Regions from separate parts of the Homo sapiens genome. Here region 2 is linked to region 1. Evidence: read pairs that join two places in POLR2A ChIA-PET (ENCODE). Cell type or tissue: HepG2. All regions are shown on one strand. Each heading gives the region's core, and the rest is flanking DNA. Links, peaks and the distances in the headings are about the cores only.

Region 1 (15,439 bases), core at 2,702-10,701:
ATCCATCAATTGTTCTTGGAGACAACTGTGAAGACAACTGCAGGCAGTTGTAAAGTATCTGAAGGTTTAAAATGTTCAGCCTTCCATTCAGGGATGTAAGTTAGAAGTATCATTAGCAGGACTATGCGCTTTTAGAGTGAGAGACTTTAACAAGTTTTTTTCGCTTTTCTAATTGCCAGTGTAGGCTGGAGTGTCTCTGAAAGTGACGGTTCTTGGAAGATGTAGGTGTATTTTTGTTAAAGCATTTGCTCATGGGAGATTGTAAGACTAGACCATAGGCAGGATTATGTGTAGGTCTGAACTAGTCTTCCTCCTGCGCTAAGAGAAAAGCTCCTTCCTCCTATGCTAGCCAAGAAGACTTAGACTGGTTTGGTCAGGTACTGTATGGAATATATTGCAGCGTGGGGTGAGAGTGCGGCATCCCACACGTGGTATTATTTGAGACTGAACAATTGGCTTTGGAAATATTATCTTGGCCATATGGAGCCAGACTGTGTTTGAGAGTATCCTGAATACATAAAGAACTCTCAAAACCCAATAAGAAGAAGACAAGCAACCCAAATTTTTTTTAAAAATGGGCAAAAGATTTCAAAAAACTTTTTTTTTTTTTTTTTTGAGACTGAGTCTCGCTCTGTCGCCCAGGCTGGAGTGCAGTGGCACGATCTGGGCTCACTGCAAGCTCCGCCTCCCGGGTTCATGCCATTCTCCTGCCTCAGCCTCCTGAGTAGCTGGGACTACAGGCACCCACAACCACGTCCGACTAATTTTTTGTATTTTTAGTAGAGACGAGGTTTCACCGTGTTAGCCAGGATGGTCTTGATCTCCTGACATCGTGATCCGCCCGCCTCGGCCTCCCAAAGTGCTGGGATTACAGGCGTGAGCCACCGCGCCTGGCTGGCTCACACCTCTAATCCTAGCACTTTGGGAGGCTGAGGTAGGAGAATTGCTTGGGCCCAGGAGTTGAAGACCAGCCTAGGCAACAAAATGAGACTCTGTCTCTACAAAAACATCAAACAATTAGCCAGTCACCCTGCTGCATACCTATGGTCCCAGCTACACGAGAGACTGAGGGAGGAGGATCACTTGAGCCCCGGAGGTGGTGCCTGCAGTGAGCCATGTTCATGCCACTGCACTCCTGCCTGGGTGACAGAGCAAGAGCCTGTTTCAAAAAAAAAAAAGTGCTGTTTATTATATATCAATAATACCTGAGTAGACAGCGTTTCAGTGGTCCTACAGATCTGTCTCTTACTTCAGCAGGGTTTGGACAGAAAAGACCTGGGGACTCATAAATAAATAAATAAAATAAAAAAAGAATATCCGAGTAAAGCTGTTAAAAATAGCATATTTCCCTTTAGGAGGTCGAGGCAGGTGGATCACCTGAGGTCAGGAGTTCATGATCAGCCTGACCAACAAGGCAAAACCCCGTCTCTACAAAAAATAGGAAAATTAGCCGGGCGTCATGGCAGGTGCCTGTAATCCCAGCTACTCGGCAGGCTGAGGCAGGAGAATCGCTTGAACCTGGGAGGTCGAGGTTGCAGTGAGCTGAGATCGCACCACTGTACTCCAGCCTTGGTGACAGAGCGAGACTCCATCTCAAAAAAAACAAAACAAAACAAAACAAAAAAAACAAAACAAAAAAACAAAACAAAACTATGTAGAATTTTGCAACTTTACTTTCTCTTAAAAAAATTTTTTTTGGCCTGGCATGGTGGCTCATTCCTGTAATCCCAGCACTTTAGGAGGCTGAGGCAGGAGGATCAGTTAGGGCCAGGAGTTTGAGACTAGACTGGACAACATAATAAAACCTTGTCTCTACAAAATATATATATTTTTAATTTTTTAAGGTTTTCTTTTTTTGTTTTTTTAGGTCTAACATATATAGTATTCGGTTTCCTCTTAACCAGATCCTATAAAAGGCCCACAGCCACTCCAGTGCCTTCACAGACAGGGAGAGTAGAAAGAAGTAGAAGTAGCAAAAGTCTTAACTGATTGCTCTTTAAGTATTAAAATTTGGGGGGGAAGCCAAGTCCAGAGGATCCCTTAGCCCAGGAGTTCGAGGCCAGCCTGGGCAACACAAAGAGGCTCTATCTTTATAAAAAATAATTTAACAAAATTAATCGAGTGCAGGTGCAGATGCGCCTGTAGTCTCAGCTGCTTGGGAGGTTGAGGCAGGAGGATCACTTGAGCCCAAGAGTTCCAGGCTTCTGTGAGCTTTGATTATACCACTGCACTCCAGCCTGGATGACAGAGCAAGACCCAGTCTCTAAACTGAGAAAGAAAGATAAAAAGAGAAAATATTTACAAATTTTACAAAAACATACGCTCATTTGGATACATGGCAAGGGCTTTTTCCAGGGTCTTGGAGGAGGCCTATGTGAGTGCGAGACCAATGCAGATGACCTCCTAAGCACTCCCTGGGTTTGGAGGAGGGAAGAACGAGGATATAGACCCCGCAGTGGAATGGACTTCTCAGCTCCATAGGCTCAGAGCTGTAGTTTGGACATTAAGCTGCATGGCCTTGTTCTGAGGTCACAAGCTAGTGAGGCCCTAGGATGTATCCATTACACAAGGAATGCGGCAAGTTTTGAAAGGTCAGTGGCACCATCCTCTGCAGTTTATGCATGATCACCAACACAGACCTGCCCCGTCGCTCAGGAGATGGGCTCATGTGCTCAGGCAAGGAGGGTAAGACAAGACGCACAGATTCTATTACTGTGCTGCTGTGGCTACTATTTGCTGATTTGTGACTTGAGGCAGATCATATAATCTCTAGGTGTTGGTTTCAACACTAGTAAAATGAGAATCACAAGAATTACCTATTTGTGGGTAATTATTTTCCATGGAAATAATTTGAATCCTTGTTCTGAAATTTGGCTGATCTCTTCCATTATCTAAAGTTCCTTTTGCAGCTGGAGAAATAGTGAAGTGAAAGAGGATTAGATAGCACGGGCAGGGGACCCCAGGTGGAGTGGCCACTGGTGCCCTCTGCTCAGGCTGGAGGAGAACTCACTGAGCCTTCGAAGGAGCGTATGCAAGTGAGGGCCCTGAAACTTATGCCTTGTTTGCTTCAAGTCATATCTGCCTCTGTCTGGAAGCCTTCTATTATAATTTTTTTACATTTTTTGAAATTACTATTTATTGGGTCCTGCTTTGTGCCAGCCACATATATGCATGTTAGTTTTTCTCAACATTAGAAACACATGGAAAGCTTTAAAAAATACACCAACCTAAGACCAATTAAAGCCAAATCTCTAGGGGTGGGGCTTCAGTATCTGTAGTTTTTAAGAGCCCCCAGATGATTCTAACGTGCAACCGGAGTTGAAACTCTCAGCGCACAATGCTACTTTACATGTTAGCTTCTTAACGCCTTACACAAACCTGGAAAATAGGTCCTCTTATCCGTATTCAAGTATATGAATAAACTGAGGCTCAGGGAGGTTAAATATTTTACTCAAGAGGAAATCACAGAGTCATAATTCAAACCCACACTAGTTTGACTTCACAGGCTGCTTTGCTATACCAGTTCCGATCTTTATGTGCCTCTCTGAGAAAGAACAAACTTTTTCATTCAAAGGCAAAATGCAGTGATGAACAAAATATCATGAACTTTTCATGGCAAATGTGACCTCCTTAATTTTAATCCTTTAAGAGACAAAAGAATAGGCCAGGAGAGGCGGCTCACACTTCACCTGAGTCTAGGAGTTTGAGACCAGCCTGGGCAACATGGCAAAACGCCATCTCTATGTCTCCACAACAAACACAAAAAAATTAGCTGGGCGTGGTGGCACAGGCCTGTAGTCACAGCTACTTGGGAGGCTGAGGTGGGAGGATCACCTGAGCCTGGGAATTCCAGCCTGCAGTGAGCCATGATGGCGCCACTGCACTCCAGCCTGGATGACAGGAGTGGGACCCTGTTTCAAAAAAAATAATAAACTAAAAAATAAAAAAGAGAGAAACAATAGAATAAAGCCATATTCCAGAGTTTAGTTCTAAGTTGGATGAGTCCTTTGTAGCCAACAAAACTTCTGATAATCTTTATTGAAGAGAAGCTTGTTGTTGATGAAACTCCTAAGTACCATCTGGGATTGGAATGGGTCCTGGTGGGATACAGCCTCAGATCTCCTGGATACCGGGTAATTAGAAGTCACACAGAATACAGGGCCTCAAGCCTACCTCATGTGCCCCTCACATTAGTTCCTGAATCCCATGTCTCCTTTTTTCTTGGATTCATTGTTCACATTGCTAGAGTTCAACCCCACATGATTATTTCAGTAAAGATCTGTGGATGGTACAATTTCAGAATCTTTGGATATACAAAAATAACCATATTTTGCACTCTCACTTGAAAGATAGTTTTTCTCAGTCTGATTTTTCCTCAGATTGTTGTCTTCCAGCAATGATGCCAATGAGAAACCTGATGCCACACTGATTCCCATTCCTTTGAGCTTAACCTGTTTATCTCTTTGGAAGCTTTTAGGATTTTACCTTCGTGCCCAGTGTTCTAACATTTCACCATGACATGTCCAGGTGTTGGTTTCCATTTCATTCATCTTGGTTAACATTTCCAATGAGAAGACTTGTATCTTTCTGAAATTTGGAGAAATATTGCTTTAATGATTTCTCCTCTACATTCTCTCCTTTCTTTCTTTTTTTGTTTTTTGAGACAGAGTCTCGCTCTGTCGCTCAGGCTGGAGCCCAGTGGCGCAAACTCGGCTCACTGCAAACTCCGCCTCCCAGGTTCAAGCAATTCTTGTGCCTCAGCCTCCCAAGTAGCTGGGATTACAGGCATGTGCCACCATGCCTGGCTAATTTTTGTATCTTTGTAGAGACGGGCTTTCACCATGTTGGCCAGGCAGGCCTCAAACTCCTGACCTCAAGTGATCCTCCCTCCTCAGCCTCCCAAAGTGCTGGGATTATAGGCATGAGCCATTGAGCCCGGCCCATTTTTACTTATCTAACCCCTCAGTGAATCTCTATGAGGAATGTCCAGGGTTCGTCCCGCTCACTTTTCTTACCAGTTGATTCTAGAGTTGGGATGACACTGAGCTCCTATCTGGATTGCTGTCTTCTGCAAGTGTTTTGGACTGTGGTTTCTTTCAGTACTGTTCCTATATATCTGATCCTGTTAGATATCTATCTCTCAGGCACGTTGCAACATTTCTGGTAAAGCCCTTTCTTGCTTTTTAAGCTGTTATAAATTGGGATCTGTGTGTGTGTGTGTGTGTGTGTGTGTGTGTGTGTGTGTGTGTGTGTGTAGCATGTAGAAATATCAACAGTCCTGGGAAATATAGTAGGTATTTAATAAGTACTGTATATTTTGAATTCATAAAAAATGAATGTATGGGCTGGACACAGTGGCTCACACCTATAATCTCAGCACTTTGGGAGGCTGAAGCAGGAGGATCACTCAAGCCCAGGAGTTTGAGACCAGCCTAGGCAACATAGTGAGACTTCCCCACCTTTATTTTATTAAAAAAAAAAAAAAGGAGATGTTGAAGATGAAGAAGAAGAAGAAGAGGAAGAAGAAGAAGGAGAAGAAGAAAGGAATGAAGGGAAAAAAGGTATCTATAAGGAACTTATAAAGAAATTTACAAGAAAAAAACATTAAAAAGTGGGCAAAGGACATGAACACTTTTCAAAAGAAGACATACAGACAGCCAACAATTAAACAATCACACAAAAAAAGCTCAACGTCACTGATCATTAGAGAAATGCAAATCAAAACCATAATGAGATACCATCTCTCCCCAGTCAGAATGGCTATTACCAAAAAGTCAAAAAACGGGCCAGGTGCAGTGGTTCATGCCTCTAATCCCAGCACTTTGGGAGGCCAAGGCGGGTGGATCACCTGAGGTCAGGAGTTCGAGACCAGCCTGGCCAACATGGTGAAACCCCCTCTCTACTAAAAATAGAAAAATTAGCTGGGTGTGGTGGCAGGCCCCTGTAATCTCAGCTATTTGGGAGGCTGAGGCAGGAGAACTGCTTGAACCGGGGAGGTGGAGGTTGCAGTGAGCTGAGATCGTGCCATTGCACTCCAGCCTGGGTGACAGAGCAAGAATCTGTCAAAAAAAAAAAGTTAAAAATAACTGATGCTGGTGAGATTAAAAAGAAAAAGGGACACTTATACACTGTTGGTGGGAGTGTAAATTAGTTCAACCATTGTGGAAGACAGTGTTGCAGTGAGCTGAGATCGTGCCATTGCACTCCAGCCTGGGCGACAGAGCAAGAATCTGTCACGAAAAAAAGTTAAAAATAACTGATGCTGGTGAGATTAAAAAGAAAAAGGAACACTTATACACTGTTGGTAGGAGTGTAAATTAGTTCAACCATTGTGGAAGACAGTGTGGTAATTCCTCAAAGATGTAAAAACAGAAATACCATTCAACCCAGCAATCCCATTACTGAGTATATACCCAAAGGAACATAAATTGTTCTATTATAAAGACACATGCACGCATATGTTCATTGCAGCAATATTCACAATAGCAAAGACACGGAATCAACCTAAATGCCCATCAGTGGTAGACTGGATAAAGAAAATGTGGCACATATACACCCTGCAATACTATGCAGCCATAACAAAGAATGAGATTATGTACTTTGCAGGAACATAGATGGAGCTGGAAGCTATTATCCTTACCAAACTAATGCAGGAACAGAAAACCAAATACTGCATGTTCTCACTTATAAGTGGGAGCTAAATGATGAGAATACATGGACACATAGAGGGTAACATCACACACTGGGGCTTATCCAAGGGTGGAGGTGGGAAGAGGAAGAAGATCAGGAAAAGTAACTAATGGGTAATAAATAGGCTTAATACCTGACTGATGAAATAATCCACACAACAAATCTCCATGGGGGCAGGAGTGGGGTAATCCCAGCACTTTGGGAGACCGAGGTGGGAGGATCACTTGGGGCCAGGAGTTCAAGACCAGCCTGGCCAACACAGCAAAACCCCTCTCTACTAAAAATACAAAAAATTAGCTGAGCATGTTGGCGCACCCTTGTAGTGCCAGGTGCTAGGGAGGCTGAGGCACAAGAATTGCTTGAATCCAGGAGGCAGAGTTTACAGTGAGCCGAGATGGCGCCACTGCACTCCAGCCTGGGTGACAGAGTAAAACCGTCTCAAAACACACACACACACACACACACACACACAACTCATGACACAAGTTTATCTACGTAACAAACCTGCACATGTAACCCTGAACTTACAAGTTAAAAATAAATAAATGGTAAAAGAAAAAAAAAGAATGAATGAGTATACGTGTTATGTGTGTTTTTTCTGTTGTTCTTCTTGTCTGTACATCATTCCTATTTATACTTCTTCTTCTTATTTATTTATTTATTTATTTATTTATTTGAGACAAGGTCTCACTCTTTTACCCAGGGTGGAACACAGTGACGTGATCATGGCTCACTGTAGCCTCTACCTCCTGGGCTCAGGCGATCCTCCTGCCTCAGCATCCAGAGTAGCTGGGACCACAGGTGCATGCCACTATGCCCAGCTGGTTTTTTAATTATTTGTAGAGACAAAGTCTCACTGTGCTACCCAGGCTGGTCCTGAACTCCTGGGCTCAAGCAATCCACCCACCTTGGCCTCTCAAAGTGCTGGGATTACAGGCATGAGCTACTGTACCTAGCCCATTCCTATGTCTTTTGAAGAATGTATCCTCCTTTCCCCCAACATGTGCTTCTGGTGGGGTTATCAAATAAACCCAGGCCCCGAGACCACATGTATGCACCGGTGACCCAATCCTAACCAAATGGGAATATCTTATTTTCATGGCCATATTTACCAATACAAAACAGAATAGGTAACCCGACATGGTCCAATAAGTCTCCTTCTGTAGGAGAGTGAATGAAGTCAACACACAGATAGGCTGAGCCAGAGTTGTGGAGGATGAGGGATGTAGATAGACAAAGAGAAACCTGGAGGGCAATTGCATTTGAGCCACTAGATATGGCAGCCAAGTTCACCTTTTAACTTTCCAGGGACATAGGTCAAACAATTGCCTTTTGTGTTTAAGCTTATTTGAGCTGGGACTCTCTAACGTACAACTAGAAGAGTCCTGACTAATACAATGTCTAAAGAAAGACTATTTCAACTTTGAGGAGGATTGGTAAGCACTGTAATCTCACAGCTCTGAAAAGCAGTATACCTTCAGTATTGTCCAGGAGAATGGCTGTCACAGACATAATCCTGTAGTGGAAATGGAATCACTAAGTCTTTAAGATCAGCCAGCTAATTTCCCTTGATCTAATTCCCAGGGCACCAAGAAGCCTCTGATTATAAATTGCCTACCCAGGTAGAATTGCCTAGAAAGACAGTAAGCAATCAACAAGAATATCCAGTATACTCAATACTTGTTTCGTTCATTTTTAAGCAATAAGTTGTCAATGCTCTAAAATCAGATCACTTTGGTGAATGCTAATATTGAATTTTCTGAACCTAGAAAGGCCTCAAACCAACATAATCTAGTGGTTAAAATATAGATTCTAGCACCAGACTGCCTGGAGTTGACTCACAGCTCTGCTACTAGCTGTGTAACTTGGGTTGAGTTTTTTAACCTATCTGTTCCTCATTTTCTCATTGATAAAATGGGACTATAATAGTAACTACCTCATAGGGTTGTTAAATGAGAATTATATGCATTAATACCTATGAAGGAATTAAAACATAGTAAATACTGTATAAGTACTTGAAAAAATAAAATAAATATACTAAGGTGAGGAAGAGACCTGGAATGTGGTATCCACTCCAGGGAGACTGAATGACTGCCTCTCTAATACACGAAGAAGTTTAGAACCTCTTTCAATTATTGGCTTACATTTCTAAGTGATGGGCTGAATTCTAAACTTCTAGAGGACAGGAAGGTGCCATACTCATCTTTATGTTTCTAATGCCTGGGACTTGATAGGCCCAAAGAGACAGAAAGTACCCTGTTCGTGAAATCCAAAGATAGGGGTTGAATCTTCACTATACCGCCCAGTGTTTTTCCTAGAACAATTTGGTTAACCTCCCTGACCCTCATTTCCTGCAGCAGCAGTAAAATGAGAATAAGAATACCTCTCTCAATTATTGTGAGGATGAAAGAAGATAATAATTTAGGGAAGTATCTGGGATGTAGTACATGTTCAATCAGTATGGGTTTCCTTCCAATGTTAAAGTTTATAGTTATATAAATATTTTTCATATTATTCAAATAAAGGAGCATATATTCATTTAAGCATTCTATGACAAAATACCTTTGCTGCGCTTATAAGGTCAGCTGTTAGCATCATGACAATAATGCTTTAAGAAAATACATAAAAGGCTGGGCGTGGTGGCTCATGCCTATAATCCCAGCACTTTAGGAAGCCGAGGCAGGCGGATCACCTGAGGCCAGGAGTTCAAGACCAGCCTGACCAACATTGTGAAACCCCGTCTCTACTAAAAATACAAAAAATTAGCCAGGTGTGGTGGTGCATGCCTGTAGTCTCAGCTACTCGGTAAGCTGAGGCAGGAGAATCACTTGAACCCAGGAGGCGGAGGTTGCCGTGAGCCAAGGTCACACCACTGCACTCCAGCCTGGGCGACAGAGCGAGACTCCATCTCAAAAAGAAAATACATAAAACATAAATGTATGACTTTTTAGGGAAATGATTTCACTTTCTGAATCCTTGGCCAGGACTTTTAACTTTAAATGAGATAGAATCAGCTGAGATACTGGTTGGTATACTAGTTATTAAAAATCTTCCTTACAGGGCATAGGAAAATAAATTCAAATATATTCACTTCTTTATACATTCAAAATCTATTTTGATGAGCATCTATTATGAGCTAGGCACTTTGCTAGAGATTAACTACGCATTTTCTATGTTGAATCTGCAATGAACATAATTTGCATCTTCTTTAGCTTTAGTTCTTAACAGATGACATGTTCAAATTTCTTCAGATGCTGATTACTCATTCATTCATTCAATATACATTGAGATCTGTTCTATCCCAGTCACTCTGCTAGATGCCGGGGACATAATAGCAAACAGACAGATAAGGCCCCAGCCACCATGGAGCTTACATTTCCACTGAGGGAAGGGAAGGAAAAGAAGTAAAATAATTACAAACTGCCATGAGTACAAGAAGGGACACAAAAAAGGAAGAAAGATGTACAATAGCAGGGGAGGGAGCAAGGAATATTCCATCAGGGTGCTTAGGGAAGGTCTCAAGGGCAGGGATGATCCTGGTTCACTGCTATGAGGGGCACGTAGAACATGCCTGGAACACTAGGCACTCAATAAATGAGTAAGGAGATAACACATAAGCTGAAACCCAAGATTGGCAACCATTCAAGGAGAAGAGCATTCCAGCCAGAGAAAACAGCACGTACAAAATCTCTGAAGTGGAGAACTTGGAATGTTTGAGGACTTGAAAGAGATCAGTGTGGCTGGAGCAAAGTGATCAAGGAGGGACAAGAGTAGGAAAAGATGAGGTTGGAAAAACTGACAAGGACCAGCCAGATTATGCCGGGCCTCAGAAGCAATGGTAAGGAGTTTGTAGTTTATATAATTTTTTAAAAAATAAACAGAATAATTCTAGTAACATGGGTATAACTAAAGGGAAATATATTCACTAACCCAGACACTACGGATGCTTTTATTTTTTTTTTTCAAGTTAATCAACCTCTTTATTTGAAGACAGGGCAAAATAAATAAAAATCTTTGTCTTTCACTTCTGGCTCAGGTTTGGCATTTCTTTTTTTTAAGTTTTATTTTAAGTTCAGGGGTACATGTGCAGGTTTGTTACATAGGTAAGCTTGTGTCATGGGGGTTTGTTGTACAGGTTATTTCATCACCCAGGTATTAACCCTAGTACCCATTAGTTATTTTTCCTGATCCTCTTCCTCCTCCCACCCTCCACCCTCTGATAGGCCCCAGTGTGTGTTGTTCCCCTCTATGTGTCCATGTGTTCTCATACAGGTGCTCCTTGATTTAGAATGGACGTAAGTCCCAATAAAACCATCTTAATTTGGGGCCAGGCGCGGTGGCTCATGCCTGTAATCCCAGCACTTTGGGAGGCCAAGGTGGGCAGATCACGAGGTCAGGAAATCGAGACCATCCTGGCTAATACAGTGAAACCCCATCTCTACTAAAACTACAAAAAAAAAAAAAAATTAGCCGGGCATGGTGGCAGGCACCTGTAGTCCCAGCTACTCGGGAGGCTGAGGAAGGAGAACGGCATGAACCCGGGAGGCAGAGCTTGCAGTGAGCTGAGATCGTGCCACTGCACTCCAGCCTGGGCGACAGAGTGAAACTCCATCTCAAAAAAAAAAACAAAAAAAAAAAAACAAAAAAAAAAAAACCATCTTAATTTGGAAATATTGTAAGTCAAAAATGCATTTAATACACTTAACCTACCAAACATCATAGCTTAGCTTAGCCTACCTTAAACATGCTCAGAACACTTACATTAGTCCAACGTTACATTAGCTGGGTAAAATCATCTAACACAAAGCCTATTTTATAATAAAGTGTTGGATATCTCATATAACTTACTGAATAATGCACTGAAAGTGAAAAACAGAATGGCTGTATTGGCACTTGAAGTATGGTTTCAACTGCATGCATATTGCTTTTGCACCATTGGAAAGTCAAAAAATGGTAAGTTGAACCATTATAAGTTGAGGACTGTCTGTATATTTCTATGACTTGTGACTGAAGTTGACAAGAGAAGGATCATGAAGATGTACTTGATGGAATTCCAGGCATGTTAGCATAGTTCTTAGTAGGTCTTAAAATGGAAATAAAACTCAAGGCTTTATTCTGAGAATTTCTTCAAGCCTCTTTGTTAAATTCACATCAGCACTAGAAAAGTACACAATATCTGCATAGATTTAAACAACTTTTAATCCAATTCAAAAAGGAGGTATGATAAGATCCTTAGGATTTGGGTTGTGGAAATAAAGTATTAATAATACTCTCTCTTGGGCAGGTACGGTGGCTCATGCCTGTAATCCCAGCACTTTGGGAGGCCAAGGCAGGTGGATCAGGAGGTCAGGAGTTCAAGACCAGCCTGACCAACAGGGTGAAACCCCGTCTCTACTAAAAATACAAAAATCAGCCTGGCATGGTGGTGAGTGCCTGTAATTCCAGCTACTCAGGAGGCTGAGGCAGGAGAATCACTGGAACCCGGGAGGCAGAGGTTGCAGTGAGCCGAGATCACACCACTGAACTCCAGCCTAGGCAACAGAGCGAGAGACTCTGTCTGAGGAAAAAAAAAAAAAAAAAAACTAGGCTAGATGCGGTGGTTTATGTCTGTAATCCCAGTACTTTGGGAGGCCAAGGTGAGCAGATCACAAGGTGAAGAGATCAAGACCATCCTGGCCAACATGATGAAACCCTATCTCTACTAAAAATACAAAAATTAGCTGGGTGTGGTGGCATATGCCTGTAGTCCCAGCTACTCGGGAGGCTCAGGCAGAAGAATCGCTTCAACCCGGGAGGTGGAGGTTGCAGTGAGCCAATATCGCGCCACTGCACTCAGCCTGGTGACAAAGTGAGACTCCGTCTCAAAAATAATAATAATAGTACTCTCTCTTTAATTGTCTTTAGGGGCACTTCATAGAGCCACCTACTTAGATAACCCATAAATATCCCCAAATTGCATTCCCTACCTCAGTTTATGGACATATAAACTGAAACAGGAAAAAGAACAAACTGGAATAGGTTGAATATACATTTTTTCCTTCACCTCTATTGACCCTATCTGTATTTCTTCCACTATCAAAGGCAACAAACAAAGGGAATAAATAAAGCCCTTCTATGATAGGTAAGACTGTTAGCCCAGAATGATTTGGGACCATAAAAGCAGGTTGAATTACTCTGACTGGAAGGTGACAACCAATCTGATCTGACCCTTCATCTTTTTCCATCCTCCAGATCATAAAAATCTAAACATATAACTGCAATAAAATAGGAACACCATTTGGAATTACTGTGACAATTGTTATAGAGATTAACATTTTAATTGAAAACTTCCTATGTGTAAAAATAGCTTAAACAGGATGTCTTAGTTCATTTTCGGTTTCTATAACAGAATACCATAGACTGGGCAATTTATAAAGAAAAGAAATTTATTTGACTCATGGTTCTAGAGACTGGGAAGTCCAAGAGCATAGCACAAGCATCTGACAAGGGTCATCCCATGGAGAAGAGTGGAAGGTGGAAGCAAGCACATTAGACAGAGAGACAAGATGGGGGCCAAACTTATCCTTTTAGCAGGAGCCCACTCCCACAACAATGAACCTACTCTTACAATAATGGCACTAATCCATTCATGAGGGCTCTTTAATCACCTCTTAAAGGCCCCACCTCTTATTTAATAATATCATAATGGCAATTAAGTTTCCAGCACATGAACTTTGGGGGACCTATTCAAACCACAGCACAAGGGATAAGAGGAAATACCAGATGCGAACTAGTTCATTCAAAAGGAATTAATAGTTTTTGCTTTTAAAAAATTCAAATCAATTGCACCTTCTGGTATTACTCTGTAACAAACACTTAAAATACATTATATCATGTTATCCTCACAGCAACCCTTGAGGTCAGTTTTAATATTTCCATTTTGTAAAGGAGTCTTAGAGAGGTTATTTACCCAAAGTCACACAAATGATACCGTTATAATAATAATGGCAAAGTCAGATTCAAACCCAAGCTGACAATTTTTCATCATTTTATAAATAGACATAACACCCTCAATAATTATTTTACATCACCTTTATCTGAAATTAGACAGCTCATCAAGGGCTCTAAATCAGATGCTTAACAGCAACCATCTTGTTTTGAAAACCATCCTATTACGTTTGTATAGCATTTGTCACAAAGTGTTTTCATTGGATCTTTAACACATCCTCTGAGGTAGGCAGGTGGATGTTATAGAATAGGAAATTGAGGTGCTGAGAGAGGCAGTCACTGCCCCAGGGTAAGGCCAAGTTGGATTCTCACAGCTCTCATCTCTATGTTGAGGAATCTCTGTTGTGCTGTGAGTTGCGTGTGTCTACGTCAGGGCCCCACACTGGGCTAGAAGCTCTTTGAGGGCTGGTCCTGCCTATGTCCTATTTGTGACCCAGATGCCTAGCCCAGTGCTGAGAGCCCATATAGAGTTATGTCACTCCATAAACATTCTAAACAGCTTTATCAAGGTATAAATAACTATGAAATAACACGAAATATGTATATTGGTCTCTACCCCTGGATCCTGACAGAGTTCTTAAAACCCTTGTCAATAGGGACACTAGGAGAATCTTTTGTTTTAATATTCAGATTTTTTTTTTTTTGAGACAGAGTCTTGCTCTGTTGCCCAGGCTGGAGTACAGTGGCACCATCTTGGCTCACTGCAACCTCCGCCTCCTGGGTTCAAGTGATTCTCTTGCCTCAGCCTCCCAAGTAGCTGGGATTACAGGTGCCTGCCACCAGGCCCAGCTAATTTTTTATTTTCAGTAGAGACAGGGTTTCACCATGTTGGCCAGGCTGGTCTTGAACTCCTAGCCTTAAGTGATCTGCCCGCCTCAGCCTCCCAAGGTGCTGGAACTATAGGCGTGACCACTGCACCCAGCCTTGTCTATACTTAATTTCTATTTTCTCTCCTCTCTCGAACCCACTCTAATCAAGACTTCCTTCCACTGTTTCACTGAAACTGCACTTATGAAAATGACCAATGACCTCCATGCGGTCAAATCTAAAGGACAAATCTCAATTCTTGTCTTGTTCTGCCTATCAGTAGCATTTGTCTTATTGGTTGGTCTCTTTTTCTTTTATGAGACAGAGTCTCACTCTCTCGTCCAGGCTGGAGTGCAGTGGCATGATCTCGACTCACTGCAAGCTCCACCTCCCAGTTTCATGCCATTCTCCTGCCTCAGCCTCTCAAGTAGCTGAGACTACAGGCACCCGCCACCACGCCGGGCTAATTTTTGTGGGTTTTTTTGTATTTTTGGTTTTTTTGTATTTTTAGTAGAGATGAGGTTTCACCGTGTTAGTCAGGATGATCTCAGTCTCCTGACCTCAGGTGACCTGCCCGCCTCGGCTTCCCAAAGTGCTGGGATTACAGGTGTGAGCCACCGTGTCCAGCCTGAGACCCTTTCTTCACCTTGTCTCCAAGACACCACCCTCCATGGTTCTCCTCATAGCTCAATTGCATTCGTTCTCTGCATTCTTTGTTGAGGCCTCCTTTATTTTCCTAAGCTTTAAAAACTGGTGTACCTGGGTCACATTGCATAGACCTTTTCTCTTCTCTATCTACATATCCTCACTCCTCGCTGTTCTCAACCAGTCCATGACTTTAAATACCATTTATATGTTATTGCCTCCCAAATTCATATTATCTAGTTGTCTTAGTCTGTTTTTGCTGCTATAACAAAATATCACTGACTGGGTAATTTATAAATAATAGAAATTT
Region 2 (15,439 bases), core at 2,499-10,498, 290 kb before region 1:
ATATATGTACAGGCAAATGACTTTCAAACAAGGATGCCAAGACCATGCAACAGAAAGAATAGATTTTTCTAAAAATGAAGCTTGGACAACTGAACAGCCTCATGCAAAAGAATGAAGTTGTATCAGCCGGCGCGGTGGCTCACGCCTGTAATCCCAGCACTTTGGGAGGCTGAGGTGGGTGGATCACGAAGTCAGGAGTGCGAGACCAGCCTGGCCAATATGGTGAAACCCCGTCTCTACTAAAAATACAAAAATAAGCTGGGCATGGTGGCGCACGCCTGTAGTCCCAGCTACTCGGGAGGCTGAGGCTGGAGAATCACTTGAACCCAGGAGGCAGAGCCTGCAGTGAACAAAGTTCATGCCACTGCACTCCAGCCTGGGCAACAAACCAAGACTCTGTCTCAAAAAATAAAAATAAAAATACAAAAAGTCTTAAACAAAAAAAAAGGACTGAAGTACTGGCATATGCTACAACATGGACAAAACTGGAAAGCATTATGCTAAGTGAAAGTAGGCAGTCACAAAAAAAACAAATATTAGTATTCCATATACACGAAAGGTTCAGAATAGGCAAATATATTAAGAATGCATATTGGTTGTTGCTTCGTGCTACTGAAATGGGAAGTAGCTTAGGGTGACTGATTGCTAAAAGGTAGGGGAATCCTATTGAGGTGATAAAGTGTTCTAGACTTGTTTGTGGTGATGGTTGCACAACTCTGAATCAGTCGGGTGCCAGTAAGGTATGTGAATTTATTAGATTGGTACAAAAGTAATTGTGGTTTACAAGTGGCAAAACCCCAATTATTTTCGCACCAACCCAATAGTTCACTATAGCTGTTAAAAAAATTATAAAGTATGGGAGGCTGAGGTAGGGAGATCACTTGAGGGCAGGAGTTTGAGACCAGCCCGGCCAACATGGTGAAATCCTGTCTCTACTAAAAATACCAAATAAATAATAAAGTAAAATAAATGATAAAGATGTGCAAATATACCATTTTAATTGGGAACAACAAACAAAAATATCCAGGAGTACATGTAAAAAGAAATACGCAGAACCTACATAAAGGGGAAAAATATAAAACGTCAAAAAGAAACAAAAATTATGTAAAAATGGGAAGATACATTATTTCCTTTCGGGAAAGACACCGTAAGATGTCAACTCTTACCCCACTTATAAACATAATCCAATTTCAATAAAAATTCCAATAGAAACGGAGGAGATGCAAAAAAAAAAAAAAAGGATTCTAAAGTTTCATCTTAACAAATGAGTAACTTGGCCAGGCACGGTGGCTCACACCTGTAATCCCAGCACTTTGGGAGGCCAAGGCAGGCGGATCACGAGGTCAAGAGTTCAAGACCAGCCTGGTCAACATGGTGAAACCCCATCTCTACTAAAAATGTAAAAAAAATTGGCTGGGCATGGTGGTAGGCGCCTATAATTCCAGCTACTCGGGACGCTGAGACAGGAGAATCACTTGAACCCGAGAGGTGGAAGTTGCAGTGAGCCGAGATCATGCCACTGCACTCCAGCCCAGGTGACAGTGTGAGGCTTCATCTCAAAAAAAAAAAAAAAAAAAAAAAAAGAAATGAATAACTTTTCACAACCTATTTGGTTTAACGGCACCAGGCACAAAGATAAATTATAAAGTGACTAAATTAAAACTAGATGATGAAATAATAAACAGCTTAAAAATAGGCCTCCAAGAATATACTCATAAATTCTGTACAAGACAGACATGGTGCTGGGTGCGGTGGCTCACGCCTGTAATCCCAGCACTTCGGGAGGCCAAGGTGGGCGGATCATCTGAGGTTGGCAGCTCACGACCAGCCTGACCAAGAGAGAAACCCCGTCTCTACTAAAAATGCAAACTTAACCGGGCATGGTGGCACATGCCTGCAATCCCAGCTACTCGGAAGGTTGAGGCAGGAGAATCGTTTCAACCTGGGAGACGGAGGTTGTGGTGAGCCAAGATCATGCCATTGCACTCCAACCTGGGCAACAAGAGCGAAACCCCGCCTCAAAAAAAAAAACAAAAAAACAAAAAACCAGACAGACCTGGCATTTCAAATCAATGGAAAAGAGAGAAATTCAAATTTGCTAAAATCACTAAGTCATTGTTCAGAAAAATTAATGTTAGATCCTACTTCATACTTGATACCAAAATAAATTCCAGATGAATAAAAAATTAAATTTAACAAATCCATAAAAGCTAGAAAAAGACTTAATTGAAAGCCGGGCGCAGTGGCTCACGCCTGGAATCCCAGCACTTTGGGAGGCTGAGGCGGGCGGATCACGAGGTCAGGAGATCGAGACCATCCTGGCTAACACGGTGAAACCCGTCTCTACTAAAAATACAAAAAATTAGCCGGGCGTGGTGGCGGGCGCCTGTAGTCCCAGCTACTCGGGAGGCTGAGGCAGGAGAATGGTGTGAACCCAGGAGGCGGAGCTTGCAGTGAGCCGAGATCATGCCACTGCACTCCAGCCTGGGCGACAGAGCGAGACTCCGTCTCAAAAAAAAAAAAAAAGAAAGAAAAAGACTTAATTGAGTATCTAATCTTGAGTGGGAATGACCTTTCTAAATAACAAAAGACTACTTGCCATTAAAACTCAAGAACCATGCCAAGTGAAGTGGCTCGTGCCTATAATTCCCGGCACTTTTTTTTTTTTTTTTTTTTTTTTGAGACAGAGTCTCACTCTGTCACCCAGGCTAGAGTGTAGTGGCGCGATCTCAGCTCATTGCAACCTCGACCTCCGGGGTTCAAGAGATTCTCGTGCCTCAGCCTCCCAAGTGGCTGGGATTATAGGCATGCATCACCACACCCTACTAATTTTTGTATTTTGGGTAGAGACAGGGTTTCACCATGTTGGTCAGGCTGGTCTCCTGACCTCAGGTGGTGATCCACCCGCCTCAGCCTCCCGCCAAAGTGCTGGCATTACAGGCGTCAGCCACCGTGCTGGCCTGTAATCCCCAGCACTTTGGAAGGCCAAGACAGGAGGGTTACTTGAAACCAGGAGTTCGAGACCCACCTGGGAAACACAAAGAGGCCCTGTCTCCACCAAAAAAAAAAACAAAAGTTAAGAATTAGCTGGGCTTGCCAGCACACACCTGCAGTCAGGAGGCTGACATAAGAGGATCGCTTGAGCCTCAGAGGTCAAGGCTGCAGTCAGTCTTGATCACGCCACTCACTACACTCCAGCCCTTAGAGACAGACCAAGACACTATGATGACCCACCCCACAACCAAAAAAAAAAAAAAAAAAAAAACACCCACAACTTTGCAGGAACAAATATAGTAGTTTAAGACATCCTATCATGTTAGGACACCCTATCATACAGATTCTTAAAAATAGAATATCTAATATTTTTAAAAAAAAAGGCACTCTCATATAAAGCTTTTAGGCAATAAATTAATACAACCTTTCTAGAAGGTAACTGAAAATCAGAACCCTTAAATAATTACATCTAGGCTGGGCACTGTGGCTCATGCCTATAATCCCAGCACTTAGGGAGGCCGAAGCGGGTGGATTGCTAGAGCCCATGAGTTCGAGACCAGCCTGGGCAACATGGTGAAACCCCATCTGTACTAAAAATACCAAAAACATTAGCCAAGTGTGGTGGCCTGCGCCTATAATCCCAGCTACTCAGGAGGCTAAGATGGGAGGACTGCTTAAGCCTGGAAAGTAGCGTTTGCAGTGAGCCATGGTCACGCCACTGTACTCCAGCATAGACGACAGAGTAAGACCCTGTCTCAAAAAAAGAAAACAAGCCAGGTGCAGTGGCTTGTGCCTGTAATCCCAGCACTTTGGGAGGCCCAGGAGGGTGAATCACTTGAGGTCAGGAGTTCAAGACCAGCCTCGCCAATATGGTGAAACCCCATCTCTACTAAAAATACAAAAATTAGCCAGGCATGGTGGTGCGTGCCTGTAATCCCAGCTACTCAGGAGGCTGAGGCAGGAGAATCACTTGAACCAAGGAGGCGCAGGTTGCACTGAGCCAAGATTCCACCACACCACTGCACTCCAGCCCAAGCAACAGAGTGACATTCCATCTCAAAAAAAAAAAAAAAAAAAAAGGAAGAAGAAAAAAACCAAAAAACACCAAATTTACATCTTGACCTGGGACATGACCCAGATTTCTATGCTTAAAAATATTTTCATATTTTTTTAAACAGGAAAACATTAGTTAAATATGTGTCACATTCAAAAGACTAAAAGTAGGCTGCCATTAAATTCTGTTCTCAGATACTTGTATTTTGGGTAGAAACAGGGTTTCATCATGTTCGCTCATGTTTTTTATGAGCATTTTATAAGAAAATGCTCATAAAAAACAGTAGGTAAGTATAAACTCAGTTTATACATATTCACAGAAGACAGCTAGATTTATATAAACCAAAATTTTAACAATCACAAGGTTTGTATTTCTTCAGTATTTTCTACAGATTTCTACAGTGATTAAATTATAGGCAGGAAAAGAGAGGGTTTGGGGTTTTTCGAGAAGGAGTCTCCCTCTGTCACCCAGGGGTGTGATCTCAGCTACCTGCAACCTCCACCTCCCAGGTTCAAGTGATTCTCCTGCCTCTGCCTCCCAAGTAGCTGGGGATTACAGGCGTGTGCCATCATGCTCAGCTAGGTTTTGTTTTTAGTAGAGATAGGGTTTTACCATGTTGGCCAGGCTGGTATTGAACTCCTGACCTCAAGTGATCCACCTGCCTTGGCCTCCCAAAGTGCTGGGATTACAGGCATGAGCCACTGCGCCCAGCCAGTTTTTTGTTTGTTGTTTTGTTTTTGTTTTTGTTTTTCCCAAAGGGAAAGCACTGGATCCATGGAGTTATAGAGAAAACTTCTCTGTGTACTTTCATAAACAACAGGTCCCTGGTGACTGTGTCAATATAGTGTTCTTGTTTTGAGATGGAGTCTCCCTCTGTCGCCCAGACTACAGTGAAGTGACACAACCTCTACTCACTTCAACCTCCGCCTCCCAAGTTCAAGTGATTCTCCTGCCTCAGCCTCCCGAGTAGCCAAGATTACAGGGGCCCACCACCACACCCAGCTTATTTTTTTATTTTTAGTAGACATGGGTTTCACCATGTTGACCAGGCTGGTCTCGAACTCCTGACCTCACGTGATCCGCCCGCCTAGGCCTCCCAAAGTGCTGGGATTATAGGCATAGCCGCCACACCCAGCAAATATAGTGGGGTTTTTTTTTTCTTTTTTTTTTTTTTTGGTTGTTTATTTGAGATGAGTCTCACTAGTCGCCCAGACTGGATGGAGTGCAGTGGTGCCATCTTGGCTCACTGCAACCTCCACCTCCCAAGTTGAAGCGATTCTCCCGCCTCAGCCTGGCAAGCAGCTGGGATTACAGGCACACGCCACAATGCTAAGCTAATTTTTGTATTTTTAGTAGGGACAGGGTTTCACCATGTTGGCCAGTCTGGTATTGAACTCCTGACCTGTGGTGATATGCCTACCTTGGCCTCCCAAAATGCTGGGATTACAGGTGTGGGCCGCCACACCCCAGCCTTTTGTTTGTTTTTGAGACAGAGTCTCCGTCTGTCACCCAACCTGGAGTGCAGTGGTACGATCTCAGCTCACTGCAACCTCCGCCTCCCGGGTTCAAGCAATTCTCATGCCTCAGCCTCCTGGGTAGCTAGGATTATAGATGTGTGCCACCATGCCCAACTAGTTTTTGTATTATAATAGAGACAGAATTTCACCATGTTGCCCAGGCTGGTCTCGAACTCCTGAGCTCAGGCAATCCACCAGCCTTGGCCTCCCAAAGTGCTAGGATTACAGGGTTTTTTTGTTTTTGTTTTTCAATCACTCAAAGATAGCCAGGTGCAGTGGTGTGTGCCTGTAATCCCAGGTAACATGAATCTGAGTCAGGAGGATCATTTGAGCCTGGAAGTTCAAGACCAGCCCAGGCAGCATACCAAGACCCCCATCTCAAAAACTTATATGCATATATACCACGTAGACCAACTTAAATTATATCAAGTCCACAAAGTTTTCTCCCATCATCCCAAAACTAAACTCCTCCCACTGCACTTCAACTAAAACTATTTCACAAAATTTACCATTTTTATTTTTCATGCTGTTGTTTTGCATATTTCTTATGCTAGCACTGCGTTAAATGTTGATATGCATTATCTTATTCACTCCTCACAAAATCCCTATGAGACATGTATTAAGAATATCCTCATCTCCAAATAAGAAACAAGGCATTAAGAGGTAAGGGAACTTAGCCAAAGTCAGAGACTTAATAAATGACAGGAGCAAGATTTGAACTCAGGTCTACCAGGTTCCAAAGATCACTCACTCAAGTATCATCCTACTGCCTCATCTGTACTCTGGAACCTTCCTTAAGAGAAAATACACAGCTAAATGTATTTCTATACCTACCAGCATACAGGAGAATGCTTTACACAAGTGTTTATGTTTTTAAAAAAACAAATATTTAAACAGAGTTAAGGTGAAACACAACTCAGTAAATACAATATTAAGAAATGGTTTTCAGTGTATTAGATATCCGTGGGCTTACTGCCCAGAAGCAATTTCACCTCTTTCATGGTAACAACGTGCCAGATTTCTTTTCCAGAAGCACACTCTTAGTTATGAGATTTGGGTGAGATCAGCTTCAAGAATAGGTCCTGATTAGTTTAAACCAATCAAAGTCCATCCTCTTTGAACTCTATTTCAGGAACAGAGTCAATAATATATGAAATGACATTTGTCAGGAAGGTTTTGGAAAAAGCAGCCTTCTTGTTCTTGTACAGTAAGTTCCAGAAAAGATTCACTCTTTTTCTCCGCATAGTTTAAGTACGTGATGTCCAAACACTGTGGTATGAAGATGTGGTATAAAAATGGTGCAGTAGTGCTGGGCACAGTGGCTCACACTTGCAATCCCAGCACTTTAGGAAGCCAAAGTAGGGAGATCACTTGAGCCCAGGAGTTGGAGACCAGCCTGGGAAACATGGTGAAACCCCATCTCTACTAAAAATAAAAAAAAATGGCCAGGCATGGTGGTTCACGCCTATAATCCCAACATTTTGGGAGGCTGAGGCAGGAGGATAGTTTGAGCCCAGGAGTTCACGACCAGCCTGGGCAACACAGTGGGACCCCATCTCAATTTACTAACAGAGTAAAAATAAAAAACACCAAAACGAAAATTAGCTGGGTGTGGTGGCACAGGCATGTAGTCCCAGCTACTATGGAAGCTGAGGCAGGAGGATAGCTTGGCCCACCTGGGACGTTGAGGCTGCAGTTAGCCATGACTGAGCCACTGTACTCCAGCCTGGGCAACAGAGCAAGACTCTGTCTGAAAAAACTAAACAGACCAGTGGTGACTGCTCACACCTGTAACCCCAGCACTTTAAGAGGCTGGAACAGAAGGATGGTTTGAGCCCAGGAGTTCAAGACCAGCCTGGGTAACATGGTGAAACCCTGCCTCTACAAAAATTACAAAAATTAGCCAGGTGTGATGGCACAGGCTTATAGTCCCAGCTACTCAGGTGGCTGAGGTGGGAGGATCTCTTGAGCCTGGGAGGTCAAGACTACAGTGAGCCGTGATCGTGCCACTGCACTCTAGACTGGGCGACAGAGCAAGACCTGTCAAATAAATAAGGTGCAGTAGCCATTTCTGTTACCATAGGAAGGGCCAAACTGAGGTCAAAACCAAGGAAGCCCAGCAAGCCACAGAGAAATAAAGTCCTGATTATGTTATAAACCCAATGATTAAAAGTAAAGCACACCTGAATATACACCTAGACGGCCTACTTATAGCTTTTAAAGAAAAACTCTGTTTCTGCCAAAGAAACGGTTTTTTCTGGTCCTTGAGACAGAATCCTACCTAGTTTAAAAAGAATAATAATTCTCAACCTTAAATTTAACCCACAGGTACTAATATCACGAACTAGTAAAGTGTTGTGTGTGGTGCCTCACGCCTGTAATCCCAGCACTTTGGGAGGCTGAGGCGGGAGAATCACTTGAGGCCAGAAGTTCAAGAGCAGCTTGGGAAATATAGTGAAACCCATTCCCAAATAAATAAGCAAGCAAGTTGGGTGTCATCATGAGCACCTGTAGTCCCAGCTACTTGGGAGGCTCTTTTGAGCCCAGGAGGTCAAGGCTGCAGTGAGCTAGGATCATATCACTGTACTCCAGCCTGAGTGACAGAGTGAGACCCTGTCTCCAAAAACAAACAGCAGCAGCAACAACAAAAAGTACCATTTTATGAAGAGGGTGGCAAGCAAGACATCACAAAAGCAAGGACTGACAGTACTTGATATATCCGAGAAAACAGGAAACACCACATCTAGCCTACCCTTGTTTTCCCTTCTATTATCAACCCACAGTGATCTTACGATTTTTCAGATATTTTAAATAAACACTGATCCTACCACATGCAGGCACTGTAAAACAGTAGTAACAGTTGCAATCATAGAACTGATAGTCTCATAGAATAAAAAAATTACAGTTGTAAACATAGAAATACATAATTCTAAATTGTGGTAAATGCTATGAATAAAAAGAACCAGAGCTACTTCAGACTTGGAGTTCAGGAAAGACTTCTCGAAAAAAATCATTTCAGTCAAAACTTAAAAGCATAAGAAGGTATATACAGGCCAGGCACGGGGGTTCACACCTGTAATCCCAGCACTTTGGGAGGCAGAGGCAGGCAAATCACCTGAGGTCAGGAGTTCAAGAGAAGCCTGGCCAACATGGTGAAACCCTGTCTCTACTAAAAATACAAAAATTAGCCGGGCGTGGTGGCGGGTGCCTGTAATCCCAGCTACTCGGGAGGCTGAGGCAGGAGAATCATTTGAACCCAGGAAGCAGAGGTTGCAGTGAGCCAAGATCACACCATTGCACTCCAGCCTGGGCAACAAGAGTGAAACTGTCTCAGAAAAAAAAAAAAAAAGGTATGTATAAAGGCTCAGTGTCATCAATGAAAGAAGGCAAAAAGGAAAAAAAAAAAAAAAAAGGCAAAGAGAACAAGGGAATGAAGCTAGCAGAGGCTAAGTCATGCAGAGCCTTCACAAGTCAAGGTAGGCCATATTTCACTCCTCTCATTCCCAGCAACTATTTCAAACAGGGCCCACTTGAATCTTCCATCTTCCTTAAAATCTTGGCGGGGCACAGTGGCTCACGCCTGTAATCCCAGCACTTTGGGAGGCCAAGGCAGGTGGATGGTGAGGTCAGGAGTTCAAGACCAGCCTGGTCAACATGGTGAAACCCCATTCCTACTAAATTTACAAAAATGAGCCGGGCACAGTGGTGGGCGCCTACAATCCCAGCTACTTGGGAGGCTGAGGCAGGAGAATTGCTTGAACCCGGGAGGTGGAAGTTGCAGTGAGCCGAGACTGCGCCACTGCAATCCAACCTGGGTGACAAATCAAGACTCCATCTCGGGAAAAAATAAAAACAAATCTTGCCTAATCCACTTTAGCCCAAATAAATCTCTCCACAGTTCCTTTAATGGTTTCTTATGAGTTTCCCAACTTCCACAGTCAGGGTCCTCTTAAAAATTAAAAAATAAAAATAAAAAAAGATAGCTTGGTTAGTGAAAAGTACAGAGAAGAAATAAGCACAACTAAATTCTAGTCCTACCCCTGCTACTTCTTTGCTGTGTGACCTTAGACAAATCTTTCTATTTCTCATGACTCTTACAAAGGAAGTACCTTCAAGGAAAACACTGTATAAGAAATTTCAGTGTTCAAATAGCTACAGAAGTGTATTATCATCACTGTGTTAAATATAATTCATCATAGTATTCCAACTTCATAAGCATGACACCACCTCCTAAAATTTGGGCACAATTAAGATACTTGAAAACAGGCCAGGCACGGTGGCTCACACCCATAATCCTAGCAGTTTGGGAGGCCAAGACGGGCGGATCACTTCAGGTCAAGAGTTCGAAACCAGCCTGGCCAACACGGTGAAACCCCGTCTCTACTAAAAATACAAAAGAATTAGCCGAGCGTGGTGGCAGGCACCTGTAATCCCAGCTACTCAGGAGGCTGAGGCAGGAGAATCGCTTGAACCCGGGAGGCGAAGGCTGCAGTGAGCTGATATTAAGCCACTGCACTCCAGCCTGGGCTACAGAGCCAAAAAAAAAAAAAGGCCAGGCACAGTGACTCACACCTGTAATCGTAGCACTTTGGGAGGCCAAGGTGGGCAGATCACCTGAGGTCAGGAGATCAAGACCATCCTGATTAACACGGTAAAACCCCATCTCTACTAAAAATACAAAAAAATTAGCTGGACATGGTGGCGGACGCCTGTAGTCCCAGCCACTCGGGTGGCTGAGGGAGGAGAATGGCGTCAACCCAGGAAGCAGAACTTGCAGTGAGCCGAGATCGCACCACTGCACTCCAGCCTGAGCGACAGAGCAAGACTCCATCTCAGAAAAAAGATACTTGAAAACAGTTTTATGTTGGCTTTTTTTGAGCACCCACATATTACTTAGTTTCCAAGCTTATTAAGAAATTACAATAGTCTCCCTTATTATCTTTGGTTTTGCTTTCCATAGTTAACCACAGTCACTATGGTCCAAAAATATTAAATGGAAAATTCCAGAAATAAACAATTCATAAGTTTTAAATTGCCATTCCGAGTGGCATGATGAAATCTTGTGCCGTCCCGTCTAGGATGTGAATCATCCTTTTGTCCAGCATATCCAGGCTGCACATGCAACCTACCCATTAAGTCACTAAGTAGCTGTCCTGGTTATCAGATCCACTGTGGCACTACACAATGCTTGTATTCAAGTAACCCTTACTTTACCCAATAATGGCCCCAAAGTGCAAGAGCAGCGATACTAGTAATTCAGATATGCCAAAGAAAAGCTTATTTGAAGTGAAAAGGTGAAAGTTCTTAAAATAATGAGAAAAAAAACAGTATATAGGGTACAGCACTATCTGTGGTTTGAGGTATCCACTGGAAGTCTCAGAACACATTCCACTTGGATAAGGGGGGAATACTGTATACCCTTTTTCTCCTCAAAAGAAATCTTACATAGAATTTCGATTCATAAAACAGGTAGAAGGCCGGGTGTGGCAGCTCATGCCTGTAATCCCAGTACTTTGGGAGGCCGAGGCAAGTGGATCACGAGTTCAGGAGATCGAGACCATCCTGGCCAACATGGAGAAACTCTGTCTCTACTAAAAACATAAAAATTAGCTGGGCATAGTGACGCACGCCTGTAGTCCCAGGTACTCGAGAGGCTGAGGCAGGACAATCACTTGAACCTGGGAGGTGGAGGTCCAGGAAGCCAAGATCGCGCCACTGCACTCCACCCTGGCAACAGGGCGAGACTCCATCTCAAAAAAAAAAAAAGAAAAAAAAAACAGGTAAAGGTGAGCTTTTTGTTGTTGTTGTTATTTCATTCTTATTAATAAAACTTACAAGTTAGAAAAAAAGCGAGCTTTGAATTTTGAAAGAAGGTAAGAGGGGCCGGGCAGGGTGGCTCACAACTGTAATCTCAGCATTTTGGGAGGCTGAGGCAGGTGGATGACTTGAGCTCAGGAGTTCAAGACCAGCCTGGCCAACAGGATGAAACCCTGTCTCTACTAAAAATGCAAAAGAATTAGCCAGGCATGGTGGCAGGCCCCTGTAATCCCAGCTACTCGGGAGTCTGAGGCAGGAGAATCACTTGAACCTGGGAGGCAGAGGTTGCAGTGAGCCGAGATGGCACCATTGCACTCCACCCTAGTGAACAAGAGCGAAATTCCGCCTCAAAAAAATAAAAAAAAAAACCCAAAACACTGAAATCTGAAATACAGAAAAAAAAACATACAATTCATTAAATAACAAAAATATGAATGGTTAAATTTACTAGTAATTGCTTAATACATTCTCTACCAAAATAACTTTTATTTTAAGAGATGAAGTCTTGCTATGTTGCCCAGGCTAGCCTTGAATTCCAGGGCTCAAGTGATCCTCCCACCTCAGCCTCCTGAGTAGCTGGGAATACTACAGGCACACATCACCATGCCCTGCTAAAATAACACTTTCTAAAGGATAATATTCAAGACAGGTGAAAGTGCCCTTACACAGGCACGACTACGACTAAAAGATCAATATATCCTTTCTGGCAAGCAAACAGTATGAAAATAATGAAAAATGTTTATATTTTTTGACACAGTAAACTCACGTCTAGAAATCTAAAAGAACCAGGGATGTAGATAAAAGATTTAAGTAGAAAGATGTACATTTGCGGCATTATTCATAATATGGGAGAACTGGAAACAGATATATTAAATTTTATATAAAATGAAATCTTATACAAAAACATGTTTTCAGCCAGACGCGGTGGCTCACACCTGTAGTCACAGCATTTTAGGGGGCCGAGGTGGGCAGATCATGAGGTCAGGAGTTCAAGACCAGCCTGGCCAACATGGTGAAACCTCATCTCTACTAAACGTAACAAAAATTAGTCAGGCATGGTGGCAGTTGCCTGTAATCACAGCTACCCAGGAGGTTGAGGCAGGAAAATCGCTTGAACCCGGGAGGCGGAGGTTGCAGTGAGCCAAGATCAGGCCATCGCACTCCAGCCTGGGGCAACAGAACAAGACTCCATCTCAGGGGGAAAAAAAAAAAAAAGAAAATCAGCCAGGCGTGGTGGCTCATGCCTGTAATCCCAGCAGTTTGGGAGGCCGAGGTGGGTGAATCACTTGAGGCTAGGAGTTTGAGAACAGCCTGGGCAAAACAGTGAAGCCCCATTCCTACAAAAAACACAAATATTAGCTGGGCATGGTGGTACGCACCTGTAATCCCAGCTACTTGGGAAGCTGAGGCAGGAGAATTGCTTGAACCCAGGAAGAGGAGGTTGAAGTGAGCCAAGATCATGCCACTGCACTCCAGCCTGGGCCACAGAGTAAGACTCCGTCTCCAAAAAAAAAAAAAAAATCAATTCAGGAGAACCGGACAAAGTAGCTCACACCCTGTAATCCCAGCACTCTGGGAGGCTGAGGCAAGCGGATCACTTGAGGCCAGGAGTTTGAGACCAGCCTGACCAACATGGCGAAACCCCATCTCTACTAAATATACAAAAATTAGCCCGGCATGATGGCACATGCCTATAATCCCAGCTACTTGGGAGGGTGAGGCACAAGAACTGCTTGAGCCCCCCAAGGCAGAGGGTGCAGTGAGCCGAGACTGTACCAATGCACTCCAGCCTGGGAGACAGAGGGAAACTGTTTCCCAAAAAAAAAAAAAAAAAGGCAGCCAGGTGTGCTGGTATACACACCTATAGTCCCTGCTACTCAGGAGGGTGAGACAGGAAAATCACTTGAGCCCAGGAGGTCAAGTTATAGTAAGCAATAATCACTTCATTGCACTCCAGCCTGGATGACAGAATAAGACTCCATCTCCAAAGGGGGGAAAAAAATTCCAACTTTAGATTAAATGTCTACTGAAAAAGTTATGTTACTAATTGATTTCGTACCTATATACTCATAGTATCTAAAAAGCTCTGGAAACATGTAGTTTTATTAAACGGTTCACTGCAGAATAACAGTATTAAGAAAGATTCTCAGCCGGGTACAGCATACCCCAACACTTTGGGAGGCTGAGGCAGGAGCATCACTTGAGCCCAGGAGCTTGAGGCTGCAGTGAGCTATAATTGGGCCACTGCACCCCAGCATGGGTGATACACTGTCTCTTAAAAAATAATCAAAAATCAAAAAATTTGAAATTTTATTCAATGAAAAAGATTCTTATTCAGCTATACTTATTACCACTTTTGAATTCCTACTACAATTATCACAGAAATTTGTCTGAATTTTTGAAGATACATAAAACACGGTCAGTAATTTTCACTTTGCCAACTGAACAGTGGTGATTCAGATAGATCATCATAAAATTTATACAATGTTAACTAGTAAGAACTTTTAGGCCAGGCAGGATGGCTCACACCCCTAAACCCAACACTTTGGGAGGCCAAGGGAGGCGGATTACCTGGGGTCAGGAATTCAAGACCATCCTGGCCAACATGGTGAAACCCCACATCGACTAAAATTACAAAAATTAGCCAGGCATGGTGGTGCATGCCTGTAATCCCAGCTACTCAGGAGGCTGAGGCAGGAGAATCGCTTGAACCCAGGAGGCGGAGGTTGCAATGAGCCGAGATCATGCCATTGCACACCAGCCTGGGCAACAGGAACAAAATTCCTTTTCAAAAAAAAAAAAAACTCTTAGCCTAATCTGGGATTAAGTCCTGTGGTTCCACCAAACAGTCACATGTGACCCTAAGCAAGTCACATAAATTCTCTAAACCTTAGTTCCCTCATCTGAAAAGGATGACAGAGTACCTCCCTCAAAGAACTGATTAAATCAGCAGCATGCAAAGCATGTAAAGTACTTAAGTACCCAACACAAACTATTCAATAAAGTAATCTGCTTTAAAAATAAAACACACTGAAAGGCCGAGGCAGGTGGATCACCTGACATCATTAGTTCAAGACCAGTGTGGCCAAACTGGTGAAAATTAGTCTCGACTAAAAATACAAACATTAGCTGGGCGTGGTGGCAGGCGCCTCTAATTCCAGCTACTCAGGAGGATGAGGCAGGAGAATCACTTGAAGCAAGGAGGTGGAAGTTGCAGTGAGCTGAGATCGTGCCATTGCACTGCAGCCTGGGCAACAGAGTGAGACTCCGTCTCAAAAACACCACCACCAACAAAATAAACACAACAGAATTATTCTGCAAATACAGATATTGGAGTAGCTGAGTTCCATCTCAAATTTGACTATGCAGGTTGACAGGTGATCTTGGCAAACTACTTATCCTTTCTGAAGTTCAACTTTTTCACCAAATGGTATTGGGATACAACACTTGCTCTTGCCTATCTCACATGAATTATCCATTTTGGACAACTTGGTAAACTATAACCCACCAAACGAATACACAGAGTAAAATCTACAACACATAAGTGGTTTAAAACAATGACGTACACCAGGCGTGGTGGCTCACGCCTGTAGTCCCAGGAGGCGGAGGTTGCAGTGAGCCCAAGATCGCACCACTGCACTCCAGCCTGGGCGAAAGAGCGAGACTCCGTCTCAAAAAAAAAAAAAAAAAAAAAAAGAGGTACTATGTAATTTTCACTCTGCTTTCAGAGAAATTTACCTTACGAGGTAAATAACCTCAGTTTACTAGTGAGTTTGCTATGGTGATGGCCTAAAGCATGTAATTTTAAGCCTCCAACTCCTCACCAAGATCTAGAAATGCTTTGGCCTTTGTAAACTGGTTCACAAAAGTAACTACAAAAGCAGTTATCAGACAAACTCAACAGAACAAGCAGAGGAACAGAAATTTAAAATTTATCCTAAACAGAATGTAATCCCACAAAATGATAACAGCAAAATTTACTCAATACATCCAAGCTTTTTAAATGTTTTTAAAATGAAGCATGAAAAGAAAATGGCAAGTCCAGTATTTTAGTATT

Evidence for each region. Peaks named below come from ENCODE experiments on the same cell type or tissue, not always from the same donor. Only the 100,000 strongest peaks of a DNase experiment are listed, where the experiment ranks them.
Region 2: POLR2A ChIA-PET joins it to region 1 with 5 read pairs; 2 of 35 experiments call an interaction of 5 or more read pairs at or near these places.

Annotation. Positions count from the first base shown.
Region 1 is chr2:61,740,537-61,755,975 of GRCh38, forward strand. It overlaps LOC107985767 (a long non-coding RNA gene), which reads right to left. Exons shown (of 2, transcript XR_001739092.2): 2 at 3,430-4,587. Among named protein-coding and RNA genes, the nearest start is that of FAM161A, 110 kb to the right of the region's middle. In HepG2, for the core only: no CTCF peak of the experiment used is centred there; no DNase peak of the experiment used is centred there.
Region 2 is chr2:61,449,663-61,465,101 of GRCh38, forward strand. The region is part of intron 1 of USP34 (ubiquitin specific peptidase 34); the gene reads right to left. Among named protein-coding and RNA genes, the nearest start is that of USP34, 14 kb to the right of the region's middle. RefSeq lists silencers at 615-714, 9,518-9,718, 10,532-10,826 and an enhancer at 14,531-14,750. In HepG2, for the core only: no CTCF peak of the experiment used is centred there; a DNase peak (open chromatin) is centred at 6,683.